Regions from separate parts of the Homo sapiens genome. Here region 2 is linked to region 1. A link is a loop called in an ENCODE intact Hi-C map of the cell type or tissue named here. Cell type or tissue: PC-9. All regions are shown on one strand. Links, peaks and the distances in the headings refer to the core of each region. The heading gives the core; the rest is flanking DNA.

The links. Hi-C counts contacts between places; a loop is a spot of excess contacts. Peaks named below come from ENCODE experiments on the same cell type or tissue, not always from the same donor. Only the 100,000 strongest peaks of a DNase experiment are listed, where the experiment ranks them.
Region 2: it touches region 1 in a loop (2.7-fold over the local background); 1 of 110 quality-filtered maps calls a loop at or near these places.

Annotation. Positions count from the first base shown.
Region 1 is chr3:184,722,113-184,732,531 of GRCh38, forward strand. The region is part of intron 2 of LOC107986163 (a long non-coding RNA gene); the gene reads left to right. Among named protein-coding and RNA genes, the nearest start is that of MAGEF1, 15 kb to the left of the region's middle. In PC-9, for the core only: CTCF peaks have their summits at 5,557 (motif pointing left) and 5,757; a DNase peak (open chromatin) is centred at 5,499.
Region 2 is chr3:184,630,913-184,641,331 of GRCh38, forward strand. No RefSeq gene overlaps it. Among named protein-coding and RNA genes, the nearest start is that of EPHB3, 74 kb to the left of the region's middle. In PC-9, for the core only: no CTCF peak of the experiment used is centred there; a DNase peak (open chromatin) is centred at 6,129.

The sequences.
Region 1 (10,419 bases), core at 3,497-7,496:
ATACATTTGTTACAGTTGATAAACCTACATTGGCGTCATTATCACCAAAGACCATATTTTACATTAGGGTTCACTCTTGGTGTTTTTTATTCTGTGAGTTTGGACAAATGTATCATGACATATATCCACCACTATAGAATCATACAGAGTATTTTCACTGCCCTAAAAATCCCCCGTTTCCACCTGTTCATCCCTCCCCTCTGGCACCTTCCTTAAAAAAACAAAACAAGGCCGGACACAGTGGCTCACGCCTGTAATCTCAGCACTTTGGGAGGCCGAGGCGGCCGGATCATGAGGTCAGGAGATCGAGACCATCCTGGCTAACATGGTGAAACCCCGTCTTTACTAAAAATACAAAAAATTAGCTGGGCCTGGTGGCAGACACCTGTAGTCCCAGCTACTTGGGAGGCTGAGACAGGAGAATGGCATGAACATGGGAGGCGGAGCTTGCAGTGAGCCGAGATTGGGTCACTGTACTCCAGCCTGGGAGACAGAGCGAGACTCTGTCTCAAAAAAACAAAACAAAACAAAACAAAAACATATATAACCAAAAAAATTTCATGGCATGTAGTGGAGACTTCTCATATCAGTATATAGAGAGCTTCCTGGTATTTCATGGTATGGATGGATCATAATATCTAACCAACCCATATAATTGGACATTTGAAATATTTCTGATAGTCTGCTATTATACTTAATTCTATAATATGTACATATGTCATTTCTGTCCATATGCAAATATATTTGCAGGAAAAATTCTGAGAGTAGGACTGATGAATCAAGGGGAAAATAGATTAGCAGTAACATCAATAGAAAATACCAAATTGCCCTTCATAAGGGTGTACCATGTTGCACTCCTGCCAGCAAAGAATGAGGGTATCTGTTTCCCTACAACATTAGCGAGTGAGTATATTTTGGATATGTGCAAATCTGATAGGTGAAAAGTGAGTATATCATTGCAATTCCTATATAATTTGCTCTCCTGTTATTATAGATGAGGTTGAACATTCTTTCATATGCTTAAAAGCCATTTGTGTTTTTTTTCTGAAAATGGGTACCTTTTTATTGGGATATTGGTTTTGATTTATAGAAACAAATATGTATTAGAGTGATTAGCCTTTTGTGAAATGAGTTGTAATTTTTTTTTCAGTTAACCATTTATTTTTCTACTTTGCTCATGGGGTTTTTGCCATGCAGGAGTTTTAAGATTTTTATGTAGATGTATTTTTCAGTCTTTTATTTCATGACTTCTTGATTTTTGAATCAGAAAGGTCTTCACTGCTCCAAGATTATAAAAGAGTTCTATTATTATTCTGGCAATTTTATGGTTTTATTTTCCACATTTATATCTCTGGTCCAGCTGAAATTTATCCTGGCGTACTGTGAGAAATATTGATCCAGCTTCTATCTTTTTCCAGTTAGCCAAATACGATTTATTTAAAAATCTATCTTTGTCTCACTGATTTGATATTTTTCAAAGACCAAATTCTCATATTTCCTTGGGTCTGTTTCTGTGCTTTCTAGTCTGTTCCATCGGTCTGTCTATACAGCACCATTTTTGATAGCTATATAGTATTGCTTTTTATGTGTAGCATAATTTATTTGACTAATTTATTTTTGTTAAACTTTCAGGTTGCTTCCGGTTTTTCAATATTCCAAACAGTGTATCAGTGAATAAAATCCTTGCACATATGCATTTGTGTGTATAGTGAATCAATCCTGTCCTTTCCATTTTTATACATGGAATTTCTGGGTCAAAGATATGTGCCTTCTTAGGCTTTTTTCATACATATTGCCAAAATGCCTTTATACCAGTTTACACCCCCTCCAACCGTGAGTGAGTGCAAATTCCCCCACCCGCGCCAGCTCTTCAGTATGATAATTCTTTTTAATCATTGCCAATCTGATCAGCAAAAAAAGGTCTCTTATTGCCGTTTTAATTTTCTTTCCTTTGAATGTTAGTGAGGCTGAATATTGTTTCAATTTATGGTGGGTTTTGATGTACAGAAGTTTTTGATTTTTTTTGTAGTCAAATCTATTAATCTTTTCCTCTATGGTTTCTACTTTTGTTGACATGTTTAGAAAGTCCTTCCCCATCCTAAGATTATAAAATATTCACTCATATTTTCTTCTAGTACCTTTATGATTTCATTTCCTTCTTTATCCATCTGGTATTCATTTTGACAAATGGCGTGAGCTGGGAAATAACGTGTATTATTTATTTATTTATTTATTTCCCAGATGGGTACTCAATTCTTTCATCACTGTTAAAAAGCACGTATTTGTGTGTGTGTGTGTGTGTGTGTGTGTGTGTGTGTGTGTGTAACTATTCCTAAAGTGAACATCTTGAACAGCTGGACACTGAAGGTAACGCAGCTCTAGACTTTGGGTCATCATTAGAAATACCAGCTTAACAGGCAGAAATATCAGCTTAACAGGCAGATGTGGCACTTTCTAACAGATGTGAGCTTTTGAATCAAACGGATTGACATTTGACATTCAAATCCAGCTTTGCAGCTCACTGCTGGTGCAACTTTGAGCAAACCAAGGATCCTCCCTGTGTCTTGGTATCTTCACCTATAAAATGGGATAATAATACTTACAGGGCTGTAATGAGAATTAAATGAGCTAACGTTTGTAGCAACTGTCTACACACGCCTTTCACATCACGGACAGTCAATATTTATCACTTGCCCTTCACACTGCAGCCATCATGCTCCCTCCTCCCCATCAAGTGAGCCCTCAGGCCTTGACTGTAAATAGGATATGCTGGAGTGGGGAGAGGTTGGATGCTGTGCTTGCTTTTTATAGGTTTTCTATCTTTACCCTGTGATCAGACTTCCATGTGTTCTGTCTTGCTGCTTTTAGTGTCTTTTCATTAACAGCCTTTCTCTCCCCTTCTAAAAGCACTGCTTTTAATCTTATAACAGCTAGAAAACCAGACAACAGGATTGTTCGAAGTATATATAAATTAAGAGTAACTGGGATCTGAGTGAGAGCCTGAGGGCCTCTCCTATTGTATAACGTGGTGGTTCTCATCTCTGGCTGTACATTAGAATCACCTGGGGAGCTTTGAAAACATATCCATGCCTGGGTCCTACTCCAGATCAATTAAATCAGAACCTCTGGTGGTGGGGTCCAGGCATGGGGGTGTTTAAAAACTCCGCGGGTGATTCTAAAGTGCACGCAGGGCTGAGAACCATTGCTCGCGCGCACAGGCTTTGTGAGATCCACATTTACTACTGAGAGGTTTTTCCCTCTGGTTCTCTCCCAAAGTGTGCCCCAAGTTGGGGTAGCAGCTCTGTGGAGCCAAAGGCCAGATGGTGGAGGTGTCAGCGATGTTTAGGCTGCTGCTGTGCTTGCTAAAGTGAGCGGCCCCAACACTCAGGTCTGTGTAAGAGCACGTTCCTCAGGGCTTTCGGAGATGATGTCAGTTTCTCTTTAAGATGGAGCTGTTTTAGTCCCCGTCCTGATGCAGCTTCCCCTGCCTCTAGGGGCTTCCTGGGACCATGCTGACTTTGACTCCTGAGGAGAGTGGAAGATAATGAGAAATAAATCTTGAGAAAACACCTTTAGTTTTTATTTCTATTTTGTTTATTTGCGTATTTGTTCTCTTTTTCTCTTGGCTCCTTCTCTGTCCTCAAAAACGTATGTAGGTGATATAGTTTGGCTGTGTCCCCACCCAAATCTCAACTTGAATTGTGGCTCCCATAATTCCCATGTGTTGTGGGAGGAACCCAGTGGGAGATAACTGAATCATGGGGGAGGTTTCCCCCATACGGGTCTCATGGTAGTGAATCAGTCTCATGAGATCTGATGCTTTTATAAGGGGTTTCCTCTTCCATTTGGCTCTCATTCTCTCTTGCCTGCCACCACGTAAGATGTGCCTTTTACCTTCCGCCATGACTGTGAGGCCTCCCCAGCTATATGGAACTGTGAGTCTCTTTTTCTTTATACATTACCCAGTCTCAGGTATGTCTTTATTATCAGGGTGAAAATGGACTGATACAGTAGGTGACATGTGTCCAGCCTGCTTGGTTCCCAACTTTGCTGGATCCATTCTATCTGTGGACGGAGCCACTATCTCTGAAAGGTACACTTACCCCCATCAACTATTGGTGGGCCCACTTTGTCTCCTGGCAAATAGATACAAAATGTGCTCCCTGCAGCCTACAAATTGGGCACCAACATCACAGCTCCTTGCTACCAAGTCAGCCTTCATGCTATTCTCAAATTCTAATAACCTGCCAGGGGGCTTAGCCCATGGGCTTGAGACCCCTTCCTGGTGTCTTACCTGGTTCATCTAAAACTAGGGCCTCCCTGGCTCCACCAGATCCTGTGGAGGAAAAGTCGCCACCTTTTCTAATGAATTAAAGCCCATTCCTGCAAGCTTAGCAATAAAGGGAGAGTCTCTGTGTGGAGAGGAGTGACTAGAATTTCCCCTTGAGATTTCTCACCCATCATCCCCACCCTTCAACACACACAGGGTAGCTGAGACCAGGCTGGATTCCTCAGACCAGCCTTTACCACAGGTTGGGGAGAACAACAGAAATAAACAGAGAGAGTAACATGAGCCTATAAAATCTGGTTTACAAGATACGACTTGATTGTGAGGGCTCAGGGCCTGCCTTCACCAGTGTGGGGGCTGCCTCCGCGTGGTCAGTGCCATGGCACCAGCCCTGGCCTCGGGGCAGAAGCTGGGACAGCTGTGCTCTTGAAAGTTCAGATGGACCCACTAAATAAAGAATGAAGCTGAGAAGGAAATGAGAGTTCCCCTTGGGTCTGGTGCCACCATCTGAATCCCAGAGTTCTGTTTGAGGATCTGTCTCTTCCTGGGATGATTAGAAATGATTGCTCCTTTTGGTGGTAAATAAACCTCAGATTCAAGTGAGGTTTTTTGATCATTAAGGCTGCATCAAGAAGGAATGGGGTGGGCAAACACTAGCTTACTACCTCACCCCAGTGCCTTGACCAGTCTTGCTAGAAGTGCGGTTTTATATCCGCAAAAGACAGTGGCTTTTCTTTAGATACATTCAGTTGAGAGGCGAAATGTTACAACCTTGTGAAATACTCTGTGATGTTCACAGTGGAGCAAGAGGTGAGCAAACTGAGGGTTATTTGCAAAGAATGCTGATGATATTCTTTTCAAAGAGCTCCCAATAATCGTCCAGGGAAGAAAAATACAAGGGTGTATCAGTTTGGAGAGACTTTTTTTTTTTTTTTAACTTGGAAGTCTGTGCGACAGCTCTGTCTGTTTTGGTGCTGATTTCTTCTTCACTCTCTTCAGGAGAGATCTCATCCGCTGTCCACTGGGGAATGGCCTTGCCCTATGGCCCCTACCAAACAAAAACGTAGCAGAACACAGCAAAACAGCAGAGTCGGAATGTGAAGTGCTGATAGAGTTCCCTAACGCTGACTGTCTGCTCTGCATTTCTGGAGATTGTATGCCTGTCATCCTGCATTCCTTGGTAGGCTACCTATTGGATAACCCCATAAACTCTGGCCCACTAATCGTCAATGGGGATAGTGCTGCCCCCTAGAGGCACTTTAGAAACGTGTGGTGTTTGTTACATTGGTTGGGGGCACTACTGAGGTGGAGTCAGAGGGCAGCCAGACTCCCTGCCCTAGGCAAGGCAGTCTTGTATGATGAAGATTTCTCCCGCACGTCTCCTGACATTTGAATGCCCCACCAGATACTCATGTAGGTAGAAAACCTCTTCATATTGGTCTGAGCCTAGAACCTAATTCTAATTTGTATATAAACACAAAGTACTTTTGTACAATTTTGTTTATTTATTTATTTATTTTTTGAGACAGAGACTCGCTGTCGCCCAGGCTGGAGTGCAGTGGCATGATCTCTGGTCACCTCAACCTCCACCTGCTGGGTTCAAGCCATTCTCCTGCCTCAGCCTCCCTAGTAGCTGGGATTACATATGCCTGCCACCACGCCCAGCTAATTTTTTTGTATTTTTGTTTCACCATGTTGGCCAGGCTGGCCTTGAACTCCTGACCTTAAGTGATCCGCCCGACTGGGCCTCCCAAAGTGCTGGGATTATAGGTGTGAGCCACCGCGCCCGGCCCTGTGGTAAAATTTTAATATTCACTGAATTTTTAATGAATGCTACCATCATATAAATGGAAAGAACACTGTATTTTATCTTTCCCAGGAGTTGTTTACCATTTCAGAAAACCACAATACCAACAGTAATATGTTCATAGTATTTGAGTTGTCAAAACAACACACCTCTATTCATCTGCATTTATAAATGAGTAATGATTCTACATATCTGTATGACTGTATAATACTTATTTAGTCTTGTTTCAGAACACCAAATATAAAGAAGTACCCATAATGTTCCAGTAAATATTATTTTACCTCTCTTACATTCAAACTCATTTATTACAAATAAGTGCAATCCTTTGACTACATTATCTCTTCTAGTGTAGTTATGCCCAGGCATTTCTAGATCACAATGTGTATTCGTTTATTCTGAGTTATTTTCCTTTTTGTTCATTATCTTATAGTTAGGGTGGTATATTGATTTTCTAAAAAATATCTGCATAGGTGGGTTGTATCATCTATAAATTTCATTTCGGAATAGTCAAGGTGGACTTACAAAATATTTGATGTAAAAACGGGAGCACTGGGTCTGATAGGGTTTGGGACCCACTGCTCTAGGTGACCTCATGGAGAATATTTGATTTTATCTCATTTTCACAGCAAATTCATTTCACTAGGTCCTATTATGATCACCATTCTGCATTGGAGGAAGCCGAGTAACAGAGACATGAGGTAACTTGCCTAAGGCCACATATCTAGAAAAGCGGGGAGCTAGAGCTCTAGAGCCCTCTTGCTATACCAGTTCACTATTCCACCTTCCACCCACCATGTCTGCCCAATCTTCCATGATTTGTCCAGGTGCCGCAGGGCCTTTCTACCTGGAAGCCCACCCTCTGCCCCTGTTAGCCTTCCTTTTTTTTTTTTTTTTTTTTGATGGACTCTCACTCTGTTGCCCGGGCTGGAGTACAGTGGCGCAATCTCGGCTCACTGCAACTTCTGCCTTCCAGGTTCAAGTGATTCTCCTACCTCAGCCTCCTAAGTAGCTGGGATTACAGGCACGCGTCACCACACCCGGCTAATTTTTGTATTTTTAGTAGAGAAGGGGTTTCGCCCTGTTGGCCAGCCTGGTCTTGAACTCCTGACCTCGGGTGATCCGCCCGCCTCGGCCTCCCGAAGTGGTGGGATTACAGGCGTGAGCCACTGCGCCCGGCCCCTGCTAGGCTTCTTGCAGGGTCCACTGGGGACACTGACTGGAAGGAAAAAAATGACTTTTCCCTTTTGGATAGAATTTTAACAGAATAAATAAAAGGGAAGAATTTTGCAAAGAGCAGATCCCCATAAATTTTGCTGAAAGAATGAATGAATGATTTGGTAACGTATCGGGGAGAGTACTGCTGGGTCCTTTGGAAGAGCCCCTGGGCTTTTAATAATTGATTTCAGCAAACTTATGTGAGTTTCCCTGGGGTTGATGCCGGGGTTCGCAGGGCTCTCAGCTCAAGGACAAGGAGGAACACTTCCACTGTGTCCCCGCAGGCTGAGGGAGGCTGTTCACTCCTTTTCCTCAGGAAGCCCAGCTGTTGAAACCGATCAGCACATCTCCCTTGCCCTCTCCCCATGCACACGGACATGGTTTTCATGTCCTGGAGTTGGGGGTCTTTTTTATTGTATTATTTTTATTATTTTTTATTTTTTTATTTTTTCTGAGACAGTGTCTTGCTCTGTCACCCAGGTTGGAGTGCAGTGGTGCGATCTCGGCTCACTGCAAGCTCCTCCTCCCGGGTTCATGCCATTCTCCTGCCTCAGCCTCCCGAGTAGCTGGGACTACAGGTGCCCACCACCACATCTGGCTAATTTTTTGTATTTTTAGTAGAGATGGGGTTTCACCGTGTTATCCAGGATGGTCTCGATCTCCTGACCTCATGATCCGCCTGCCTCGGCCTCCCAAAGTGCTGGGATTACAGGTGTGAGCCACCGCTCCCGGCGGGGGTCTTCTTCAAATAACAGCCTTTCCTCTGGCCCTTTGGTCTGTGATCTGACTGACCCCCTGTGTCCTGGTCTGAGGAACACCAGCTCCTACAACTGACAACCACAAAGGGATGCTGCACTTTTTCCCCGTGGGTCTCTGGCAGGGTCTCACTCTGAGCTACAACTTTTTCTTTCCTTCACTCAGCAAATGTTTTCTGAAGGCCTGCTTTGTGCCAGATTCTGGGGTGCAGGGATGAGCAACGACACATTGTCCCATCCCACACTGATCTCAGGTGCTTTCTTCCTCAACTAAACCATATACCCTTCCTGGAGGTGACTTGGGGGGCCATCCCTCAGCAGAAGCCAGACTCCTCACTCTACCCCATTCCAAACCTTCCCCTCAGACCCACAAAAGATACTCAACTTCAGTCACCCTCTGCAGACTCAGATTTAGTACAAATGACTGGCTTTTGCAGTAGTGTGGGAAGAGCTGCAACAGGAGCATACAGAAGCTCTGGGAGCCCACGGGGAAGGGCAGCTGAACCAGCCTGGGGTGAATAGGGAAGCTTTCCTGGAGGAGGGGATGCCTGAGTGTAGTCCCAAGGAATGGCTATGATTTGGCAAAGGCAAAGGATGAGTGCATTGGTCAGGGTCCTAAAAGGGAACAGGCCCCCTTAAGTTAGGATGATTTGATGAGGGTTTATGCACAAAGAGGTTATTTGCAAAGGTTTAGGCAGAGTGTGGGAGAACAACACAAGATAGTACAGAAACTCAGGGTCAGTGGCAGCAGAGCTGTTTCCACCCCTAGGCCAGAAGACATGGGAGAGGGGCAGCCTGTACCCTGGAAAGAGGGAGAGTCGTGTCATTCAGGTCAGCTTCCCTCTAGGGAATCAGCCAGCCTGATGCAACCTTACAAGGAGGGAATCAATTGCCTTGACCTCATTCTTTCCTGTCTTCCAAACTCTTGCTGGTGGTCCCCATTGGCCAAACCCAACCAGGAGCCAGAGGGCACTGGAGCTGATTGATGTGATCTATACAGGGCAGACTTTGGGGCACAGAGCAGGCTGGAGAGTGGATCTGGCGTGGTAAGCAGAAGATATCCAGCATGCTGGGTCAGGGAAGGCCTTTCTAAGAAGAGGAGAACAATTTGTGAAGGCCCCATTCTTACACAAGAATGTGTAAGTTGGGGAAATGTTTTCTTTATGTCTGGAGTAGAGTGAGTAGGAATGGGGGCGTCCATCATGAAAGGCCTTGCATGTCTTTCTAACGAATGTGAAAATTTATCCCAAAGGCGATGGGAGCCACTGAAGCATTTTTGGCAGGAGGTGACCTGATCAGATTTGTGTTCTGAAATGATCACTCTCGCCCTAGTGTGGACGTGGTCTGGAGGAACACTTCAGACTAGAGATGGTGAGGCCTGAACCAAGACAATGGCGATGGAGAAAGAGGTGGATTGATTTGAGAAATGTTTAGGAAGTAGTCTCAAAAGGCGATGAAGGATTGAATGTGGAGGATGAAGGAAAGGGAGACGTCGAGAGCAGTGTCTGGGTTTCCACTTGAAGCTCAGGCTCAGGAGGGAGCGTGAGGGAGCAGGTTGCCTGTCCAGCTGTTGCTTCCTCGATTTTGCTTTCTGGATTTGGGAGAAAGCTTAGATTGGCCCTCATTAGCAGGACCTCAGGCTTTCAAGGGGGTCTTGGAGGGGCTTCCTAGCCATGCCACAGGTTGGCCTCCCTTGGTTGTCTCGAGAGCACGCCAAACTAGAGAGCAGGCGAAGTCACCTTTTGCTGCCACCCTGGGACCTACTGAGCCGGGACCTGCTCTCTCCCACCCCCTGCCCCTTCCCATATGGACAGGGGATGTGTTTTCTTTTAACTTGCTTCATTGCAGGAGCAAATGAGGTCCAGCTGAGGGGAGGGAACCAGCCATGGTGACAGAGCATGGGCTGTGTGAGCTTGGGTGAGAGTGGGGGCCCTGTCACCCTCAGTTTCCTTCCACTGGCTTTTCAGACAGCTGTGGTCCCTGTAGGCTCAGATTTCATCCCTAGCAATTCTGAAGAACCTGCTATCCAGTAACAGGTCCCATTCCTTGGAGTTCTTTACCTAGAAACCTGGAATAATTTTCTTTTGTTGCAGAGGAAAATGCTGAGGTTGTTCTTTCATGGTCTAAGAACTTGAGTAGTCATGGCAACGCATGAGGGTGGGGTGGGTGAGGTGGGGGCGTCTTAGCAGTGTTTCGTTTCAAATGCCAGATTAAAGGAAAAGCGTCTTTGGAGTTCGCCTCATTAAGACATAGCTCAGTGCAGTCTCGTTGATGGTTCTCCAGCTCATCATTTTACACATTACATTTTCCCTACATTTCCTCGCCTGATGGGCAGTCTTCTGGGACTTCTCCCT
Region 2 (10,419 bases), core at 3,631-7,630, 91 kb before region 1:
ACAGGCCAGAAACTGGCAAACAGCACACAAGGTGCTAGGACTGGGACAGAGCGCAGGAGCTCAGCATGGAGCCCACGGGGGAGGCACTCCTCGTGACAGCAGGCGGCTGGCATGTGCATACAGAATGGCCGCTGGAGGCTCTCCTTAATATGCTGGGCAGAGGTTGTACTTAAGTGAACCCCCAGTGAGCCCCCTTGGAGACTAAGGGCCAAAGCTGAACTCAGGAGCAGCCAGCATGGAGCCGGAGTGGGGAAGCCGCGGCCAGAAGCAGTGGAGTTTAGACGGACAATGTAAGAAGCTGACTCTAGCCTGGATAGCGCAGAGACTGGGTTTTCATCAGTTCCTCAGTGAAGAGGAAATTGGAAATTAATACCAAAAATCCCACTGAGTAGCGTCCATAGTTTCCATATGTAATCATGCTTGGCTTAGCCAGGTAGTAGAATGTTTATGATTTTCTTTCCAAGGTGGAGTTTAGTCATTCTCAACGAACCATTTAGTTGGCTTCATAAGGTCCTGAATTAAAGAACCCCTCTAGGTGATGTTATAGATGGGCAGATACCTGGGCGAGGTGGACCCTCACTGGCTGTTGAAGTCAAGGCGGAGGGCCCAGATTGGGCAAATCCGGGGAAGAAGCCATCCTCCCAGACAGCTGCTTGGACGAGGCCAGGGCGCCACACGCTACGTGAAGCGCTGGCTGGAGGAGAAATGGTCTGTCGTAGGTCTAGGTCTGTTTTAAGGATCTCCCCTGGCGTTTGTGATTCACGTACAAAAATTCAAATGGTATGCCCCTCCCCGAACACATGCTGTCAGTAAACGGAGGCATCGCTGCACTGCCAGCTAATGACTGCAGGCTGAGGCGGGCGGCTGGGTGCGTTCACTGCAAGCTCGGAACGCTGGCACTGGCTCTTCCTGCTCCATCCTGGAAAGGAGGAGAATGAGGCAGCCTCCTGCCCGTGGCCCTGATCTTTAGCTCGCTCTACACTGGAAACCAGGAGATGGATTTAGAGACCCGGCTGCACAGTCCCTCACCAGCTGCTGGGTGCCACAGGCAAGTGAGGGCGGCTGGGCAGGCTGAGGGCCTGGGGATCCCATCGTGTGCCTACACACACATGCACACACACTCTTAAGCATGCATACACACACACACTCTTTTTTTTTTTTTTTGAGATGGAGTTTTGCTCTTGTTGCCCAGGCTGGAGTGTGATGGTGCGAACTCAGCTCACCGCAACCTCTGCCTCCCGGGTTCAAGTGATTCTCCTGCCTCAGCCTCCCGAGTAGCTGGGATTACAGGCATGTGCCACCACGCCCAGCTAATTTTGTATTTTTAGTAGAGATGGGGTTTCTCCATGTTGGCCAGGCAGGTGTCAAACTTCTGACCTCAAGTGATCCACCGGCCTTGGTCTCCCTAAGTGCTGGGATTACAGGCGTGAGCCACCGCTCCCAGCCCCCACACACACTCTTAAGCACACATACACACAGACACACACAGCCATATGCACACATTCATACACACACTCATACACACACATACACATACATGTACACACTCATGTATACACATTCATATATACACATGCATGTTCACCCACAGATGTGCCCATTTATCTACACACACTCACACACAGACACACATTCATTCACAAATGCTCATAAGCACACACACTCAGAAATAAACTGTACACACATGTACAAAGAGAGACATACCCTAACACACTCTCACACAGACACACAGTTAACACGAATACAAGACACACCCTTATATGCAGCACACACTTGTTCACTGAGTCCACACCCTCAGACACACCCACGTGCACACACACCTTCCCTCCCCACTTGCCCTTCAGACAGAAGAAGGCAGCATTCCGGCGCTCTCTGCCGCCACCTGACTGCCCTGCACAGAGGCCTCCCAGCCCCAGCAGAGCAAGATCTGCTGCCAGGCCGCCCCTGCTGCCCCCATCTCGGTCACTCATAAATGCCCTGAGGATGCCCACATGCTCAGACCCAGCCTTGCCCACCTGCTCCTGCCTGCGGCCTTTTCTTCCACATATCAACAGCCTCTCTCACAAGGGCCTTCACACAGCCTCTGACACACACACACTCAAACACATGGAACATGCTCTCCCTCCTTTGCCATCTCACTGTCACATGGGTCGGTCACTCTGTCTCCAGCCTCTCCCAGTCACATCCATGCGATTTGCCTGCCAGCTTGTCCCCTACAACTGCACCCCCAGCTTTGGTCTTTGTCTCATGCACAGATACACCCAGCCCTGTATCTGTCTGTCTGTCTCCCTCACGCAGGAACAACTTGAGCCATGGCAAGTGGGAGAGGGCGTCAGGCCTGATGGAAGCTGTTATTCTTAGCCCTGTCACTGAACACTTGCACCCCTCCCCAGCTCAGCCCCTGCCCTGCCTGTCACCCTCCCCTCGGGCAGAGCCGAACCTGAGGCCAGTCTAATCCCCCATCTGTGGAGAGGGAGGGGAGGCAGCAGGGGATTGCTGCCCAGCATTGAAAAGGAGCAGAAAATGGGATTTATTTTTGCTGCCCCTCATCCCCCCCTTCCCCGACTCTGCCCCCAGCTGCTCAGAGAGCAGTTGTGTGAGGAACGAGTGGGGGTGGAAGGAGGGAATTTGCATTTGAAAATGCTTGTTGGTTGGCCTGAAACACTGGGTGCCATTGCTGATCCGGTTCTCTGTGTGCACACGTGTGTGCATATGTGTGTGTGTGTGTGTGTGTGTAGGGTGTGGGAAGGTGGGGCTGTGGGTGAGAAGACACTGGGGAAGTGGACTCAGGGCTTTCTGGAGTGACTGTGTACCCCTTTCTTGCTTTGGAGCTGGAACCAGCCATAATAGATCAGACCCAAGCTCAGCTTCTTTTTTTTTTTGAGACAGAGTCTTGCTCTGTCGCCCAGGCTGGAGTGCAGCGGCGCCATCTCGGCTCACTGCAAGCTCCGCCTCCTGGGTTCAAGCAATTCTCTGGTCTCAGCCTCCTGAGTAGCTGGGATTACAGGCTCCCGCCACCACCCCTGGCTAATTTTTGTATTTTTAGTAGAGACGGGTTTTCACCATGTTGGCCAGACTGGTCTCAAACTCCTGACCTCAGGTGATCCGCCCGCCTCGGCCTCCCAAAGTGCTGGGATTACAGGTGTGAGCCACCTCGCCCGGCCCCAAGCTCAGCCTCTGTTTGGCCTCAGGAACCACCAACTCCTAGACCTCTCTCTGCCACCCGGGCCACTTGTAGGCCTCCATATCTTATGTCCAGCTGCCCTGAGTGGAAAGGAGGGAGTTCCACCCCAGGAAGTCCCGTGGACATCTCAACCCCAAGGTGCTTGGTCTTTTTCTCCAAACCTCTCCTTCTCCCTGGTGTCCCGAAGTCGGAAGCTTCAGACAACCCCCACTTCTTCCTTGCCCCACCCTTTCTGGTCTGCCTCAGAAGGTGCTCTGAAGGTGTCCTCTTGTCCCCACTCCCATGAACCCAGCCCCAGCAGGCCCCTCTTCGGCTCTTGCCAGGACTATTGCAGGAGCTGCTAGCTGCTCTTCCCACCCTCAGTCTCCCTTCCTGCCCATCCCTTCTCCAGACAGCTGCCAGTAACTTATTAAAAAGCCAAAATAAATAAAAGCGTATAGTGTCACTCTCCTTCTCAAAACGCTCCCCTGGCAGCTGCAGATAGAGTCTAGAGCCCTGGGGTGCCGCACCAGGGCCCCCGTTCTGTCCCATGTCCCTCCCACCACTCTCTCTGAGCCCTTCCCTTCCTCTCTGCTGGCTCTTTAGCCTGAAATAGCTTTTCCCTCTCCTTCACCTTGAGTGGATTTGGAATCCAATTTAGATATCATCTTCACTTCTGAAAACTTCTGCCTCCCCACACATACCTCCATGAGAATCGTTTTTAATCTTTTTACTCTCAAGGGTGTGTACAAACTTTAATTCCAGCCCTGAAACCACTACCCTTCAGCTCAGGGTCCCTTAATGAGTCCATCCTCGACGCCTGTGCCAGGCAGGGTCCTGTCATGCGTATGTCCTCTCTGGCCATCTCCATTTGACACAGTCCTGTCCAGCTTGAATCTAACCTCCCTGATGTTGACTCGTGTCTCCCTTCCTTTGGGATTTTCAGTCTGTGGCCACACTGGGCCCTGACTCTTTTGCCCTGTGCTGTCCACATTGTTTTCTACGTGCGGGTGTGGGGCCACCCCAGCTGGCCTGGGAGCTCCTGAGGGTGTCAGGGTGGAGTTCCTGCAGCCATGCCCCTGTGGAGCTCTGAGTGGTACTGGGCTCACAGCCAGGACTCAGCGACTTTGGGGACTGGGGCTGCAGGGCATTGAATTTAAGTCGGGAAGAGGGAGGAGGAGGGGACGGGAAGAAAGGAGCCCTTAGCAGGCGCTGAGTGAAGGCAGGTTGTAGGCCCCTGGGACTCCACTCTCAGGGCAGGACTGGGGGCCACAAGGCCTGCTCTCGCCTGGCAGCTGTGAGGAAACCTGCTCCCAGAGGTGATGCCAGAGGTGCGGGCCACCGGGGCAAGTGGTCTGGCGGCTGGCCAGGATCTGACTCTGACACTGGCCTGCTGAGTGCCCAGAAGAAAGAGGCTCAGAGGGAGAGCCAGAGCATGAGAGACATGGCAGGGACGCTGAGTGAGAGGGACAGAGAGAGACACGGCAACAGGGACAGAGACAGAGAAGAGGAGAGGGGGGCACAGAGACACATACGCTGAAAGAGAGACAGACAGATTCAGAGACAGACTGAGAGACAGAGTGACTTAGAGACACGCACAAAGAAACAGACTGATGGAAAGAAAGACAGGGTCCGAGAGAGACACACAGACCAGAAGACAAAAAGGAAGGCAGACAGAGAGGACAGAAAGGAGTGAGGCAGCGTGGGGAGAGAGAGGCAGGGACAGAAACACAGACACAGACAGACATGAGGGCACAGGGCAGCCCGAGAGAAGCCCATAAACACAGGCACGCACATGCGTGGAGGAGGCACGAAGCCACCTAAAGGTGGAGGGAGGGTGTCGGGGAGGAGAAGGCACAGGCCTGACGCTCAGGGCCTGGGGTTGGGTGGCGGGAGGCTGGGCCTGTCGGCTCCTCTCCTTGACGTGAGTCAGGGGTGGTGGGCAGGCTGATGGGGCAGGCCTGAAGTAGGGCTGCGTGGAAGGGCTCTGCGGGGTCAGGGGAAAGCCTGGGTCCAGCTGTGAACCCTCCAGGATCCAGGGCTGCCCCAACAGGAGCCCCAGGAGAGGGAGCTGGAACCAGAGAACAGCACGTGGCAAGAGGCCCCAGTTAAGCTTTGCAGCAGGATGGCCCAGTGGCTACTGGGTTCAGAACAGCTTCTTGGGAGCTGGGTGTCGTGGCACATGCCTGTAGTCCCAGCTGCTCAGGAGGCTGATCGCTTGAGCCCGGGAATTCACGACTAGCTTGGATAACATAGTGAGACCCTGTTCCTTAAAACAAAAAACAAACAAACAAAAAAACACAAAAAAAAACAGCTTCCTGGACATGGAACCTCTCACCTCAGCAAGGAGAGGAGCTGTGGAGGGAGCACAGGGCTGAGACCCTCAGAGTTCCTCCATGGGAACAGCGCACCTGCATCTGTGTCTAAGCCTCAGAGAGACTCCCCAGGCCCTTGGCAGTCCATTCCATTGTTCCACCGTCCAATACAGAGAGCCCACTGGAAGTCCTCCCTGCTGTCTCATTCTGATACCTCTTATTGCAAGTGCAGCCCACTCAACTCTTTAGGAGGTTAAAAAAAAAAAAGCAACAAAAACCCCTCCACCGAAATCTGAAATGCCACACAGTGCTCAGACAAAGACCCCTTTCTGCACAGCTTTACTCCCTCCTACACCTCTCTCCCCCTCCCCACCCCGCTTCCTTACTGCAGGCTAAATTGGCAGTGGGGAGGTTTTGAGTCAACAAATGCAGTGGGTTGGGGAAGGGAGCCCTGAAGGGGATTCCTGTCTGGGAAACATTTGCTGACAGCAGTTACTATGACAAGGAAGGCCTGCAGGAGAACCCAGCAGCCCCTGCCTCCTGCCTACTGCCCCTCCCAATTCTAGCTCTCCTTGCCCATCCCCCCTCCCAACCAGTTCATTCACTGACTCATCCATTCCATCATTTACTCAACTCAACAATCTTTAGACATTTACCATGCCTCCAGCACCCGCTTGGCATTTCATGTTTATTCTTCCACTCTGTCCTCACCACAACCCACAAAGTTATCTGTTGTTTTCCCTTTTGACAAAGTAGAAAGCTGAAACCCAGTATACTGAATTGACTTGCCCAGAGTGGTGCAGATGACAGGAGGCAGAGCTGGGATTTGCACCCAGGACTCTCTGCTTTCCAGATCAGTGTGGGGGTTTCTGAACTGCGTCAGGAAAGCAGGTGCCAGGTGATGAGTACTGTACAGGCTGAGACTTCGCCATCTTTGGCTCTGCATCACTAAAACTGTGCCCAGCACCCACACACAGTAGGCACTCAGTACACACTTGTGCCATACATTCAGCACACATGAACTCAGTATACACATGTGCTTTTTGATGGGAGGGCAAGAGTCAGCAAAAGTGGGACTCCTGAGAAGAGAGGGCCTTCCTGTTTGGAAGCAGCTGTACCTCGGTTCTGCAATCCAGGCACTCAAGGGCATTGATAAAGTGCCTACTGTGTGCCGGGCACTGTGTTAGGACCTCTGAATACAAAGATTTAAAACACAGATTTGTAGTTTGCCCTAAAGGAGGTCTTTGTTTAGTGGAGGAGGCAGACATATAAACAGATGGAGTTAGCAGTGCTACAGAAATAAGTACCAAGTGCCGTGGGGTTGCAGGTGGAGCAAGGACCTAAATCTGAAAAGCAAAACAAGAAAGCCTTTATAAGACAATGTAAAAAAAATCTCCGTGACCTCAGGGTAGGGAAAGATTTCTTAAACAACACACAAAAATAACACTAACCATAAAGAAAAAGATTGACAAATGTGGGTGCATTAAAATGAAGAAGCTGTGTTCTTCAGAAGACAACATGAAGAGAGTAAAAGGGAAGCCACAGAGCAGGAAAAGGTTTTGCAACACATGCAACTGACAAAGGGCTCAGCTCCAGAATGTGTAAAGAACTCCCACAAATGAGTATGAAGATTGGCAACTCAATGGAAAAACTGGATCAAATGCATAAATATGGAAAAATCCAAATGGCTATAAATATATGAGGTGTGTGACCTTATCAGGAATCAAAGAAATGCAAATTAAAATCCCAAGAAGATTCTACTACATACCCTCCAGATTAGCAAAAATGTAAAAGTCTGATAAAACGAAGGGCTGGTGAAGATCTGGACCAGGAGTTCTCAAATATCTCTTCAGAAGCAGCCGGTCAGCATCTAAGCAGTCAATTCAGACATGTGTACTCCAGAGGTGAATCGTGTACAAGAATGTTCGTGGCAGGCATTATTCATGAAGGCCCCAGACTGGAACCAGTGAATATCCAACAGCTGTAGATTGGATAAACTGAGTACAGAGAAACAGAATGAAGAGCACAGTTAATTCTGCCTGAGGGGCTGGGGTGTCTGGGAAGGTGGATCTTGGAGGAAGAATAGTTTCCCAGTCAAGGAAGCGGGAGAGAGGTTATCCCATCCAGAGGGTTCAGCAGATGGATGATCATGGGGTTAAGAGCAGTTCTAGCTTGTCCAGGAGGCAGCTGGATTAGGGGCTGGCAGGGAGAGAGGCAGGGAAGGTGAGCAGAGAGAGGTTGGATGTGTTGGAATGTGAAGGCCTCTGTGGGCCATCGAAGGAAATTTGGCTTAAATACAAAAGTGAGAGATAGTCAGAAGCAAGGAGCAACTAGAGGTTATTGCAAAAGATGATGCAGCAGGAAAGAAACATAGCAGTGTGGCGGAAGAGAGAGGGTGCATTTGGGAACCATGTCTGAGACAGAATACATAGGATGTTGTGTGGGGTGTTGGGAGGGGTCAGGACGGAGCTGAGGCAACTCCCAGGTCTCTGGCTGGCCGGCTGGGTGGAAGGTGATGCTCTAACTCAACATCCAGAGACTGCGGAGGTGGAGGTTTGAGGCAAGAGCTAAGAGGACTAGTTGGGGACATGCTGCTTTGGTGGTGCCTAGGGATACACAGGTGAACATCCAAGTTCACCAGGATGTGGAGCTTGGACATGAGCCACAGATATCAGAATTACTAGAGCAAGAAGCCATGGGTTTAGATGAGAATATCAGGGGTGCAGGAGCAGGGCAAGACAAGAATTGGAGCTCTAGGAACCACAACATAGAGGCAGTGGACAGAGGAGAAGCAGGGGAGAGAGAGGGAAGGGATGATGGAAAATAAGAGAAGGTCCAGAAGAGAGGGTGGTGCTGCAGCAGCTAAGGGAGGAGCAAGTTGCACCAGGGCTGGGTGGTCTGTGAGTGAAAACTAGGTCTTGGGAAGAGGTGGGGTTGGGTCTGTGGTTAGCAAAGAAGAGGAGGAGAGGGTAGTTGAGGGAGTTCTGAGAATCTCTATTTTCTCTGTCAATTACACATGACGGAGGGGACAGGCCGGAAGCCTGAAAGGGTGGTAAGTTTCAGAACAGGAGCTGATCACCAGCAGCCCAGGAGCTGAAGGGCCAGGCTGAAGTCAGGGACCATAAATCTGGAGTGGCACTAGTTTGCACGGTTGAGTGGTTTTCCTATGCCTTCTAGTAGCCTGGGAATTGCAATGGACAAAGCAGATGACTGGAGTCCTCCAGGGCTGGGAAAGGCAGGGTGAGGGGGTGTGGGAATCAAGGGTGTCGGGAAAATGAATGATGTGGCCAATCACAGGCAGGTCAAGAGAGGAGAAAGTAGAGCCAGGAAGGAGCAGATGCGCTGGCGGAAGGCCTTGTCCAAAGCCGGCACTGCAGCACCGGTGCTCGAACGAGTGAGACAGAACGGGAGAATTGGAGAATCTCTGCGAGTGGAGACCAGGTTTTATGGAAAGGAAGGAAAAAGTTGTGGCCCAAGATGGGGGTGCTGGAGTTTAAGATTTCACAGGAGACGTTTCAGGTGATATGTGGGTGGCAGAAATGGAGAGAAGGTCGTTGGGGAAGGGGAGATAGGAGAGCCAAGGGTGAGGGTGTTGGGAAGTCCATGTGGACATTCAGGTCCCCCAGACTGACAGCAGGAGGTGGGAGACAGAAGAAGACCCTGAGCCAGGCGCCCAAGTCCTCAAAAGACGTTGAGTGACCTCTGGGTGGATGGGTGATCCCAGCCAGGTTGGGTGAGGGGTGTGTGGCTGGATGGTGGGAACCTGGAGGTCTGGTTTTGAGTGGGAGAGGAAGAGTCATGGACTGGGTGGCAGAGAGAGGTGGAAGAATGCTGACTGTCCGGCCTGGCCAGGTGCCACCTCCAGCAAGCTCGTCTGATCACTCTCTTCTTGACCTTCATTGTTCTTTGAGTCTGAAAGACTCCATTTAACCCTTGAGTATCCACAGCCCCAATATTTGCTTCTCTCCTCCAGAGATCACTGGGCAGAATTCCCATGGGTGGATTGTGGCTTCTGTGTATTGTGGCCCCAGTGTATTCTGAGAAATGGGCCATGGACACAGGACAAAGAGGCCTTGACCGCAGCTTGGGTTAGTGAAAGTGTGGGCTGCTCTGGGCCAAGCCACACCATCTACTTTGGGCCCAGCAGGCTGGGCTCCTCCACCCCTACCCCATCTCCCTGGGACATGTGGAGCTTTTCTACCCTTCATTTTGCACATGGAAAATTAAGCCAATAAAAGCCTCAAGAATATTAAGGCATGGGCTGAGGCCTGATGGCATCTGGAACCCCGTCTGCAATACCTGATTCCCTTCACCTGCTATCAAAATCTTGCTCAGCCTTCAAGGCCCAATCAAGGGAGCCTCACCTTCTTTCTGATCTTCCCTTCTCCACGTCAATTACTTTGCTGGCTAGATTCTTGGTCCTTCCATTTGGCATTTGTTTTCACCCATCTTAAAGTTGGTTGCTAAGAGTCTGTGTTTTCTATAAGACTTCTTTTTTTTTTTTTTTTTTTTTTTTTTTTGAGACTGAGTCTTGCTCTGTCACCCAGGCTGGAGTGCAGTGGCATGATCTCGGCTCACTGCAACCTCCGCCACCCAGGTTCAAGCGATTCTCCTGCCTCAGCCTCTCGACTAGCTGGGACTACAGGCGTGGGCCACCACATCCAGCTAATTTTTGTATTTTTAGTAGAGACAGGGCTTCACCATATTAGCCAGGATGGTCTCAATCTCTTGACCTCATGATCCGCCCGCCTCGGCCTCCCAAAGTGCTGGGATTACAGGTGTGAGCCACCGTGCCCAGCCAAGACTTCATTTTTTTAATGAAGGGGAGTTGGGGGTTGGAGATACTAACCATCATCCTCTATGTGATGGTATCTACAAGACTTCATTCTTGAAGTCAGTGCCTCTGAAGGGGCCATGGGTACAAATAAGACATGGTCCTTT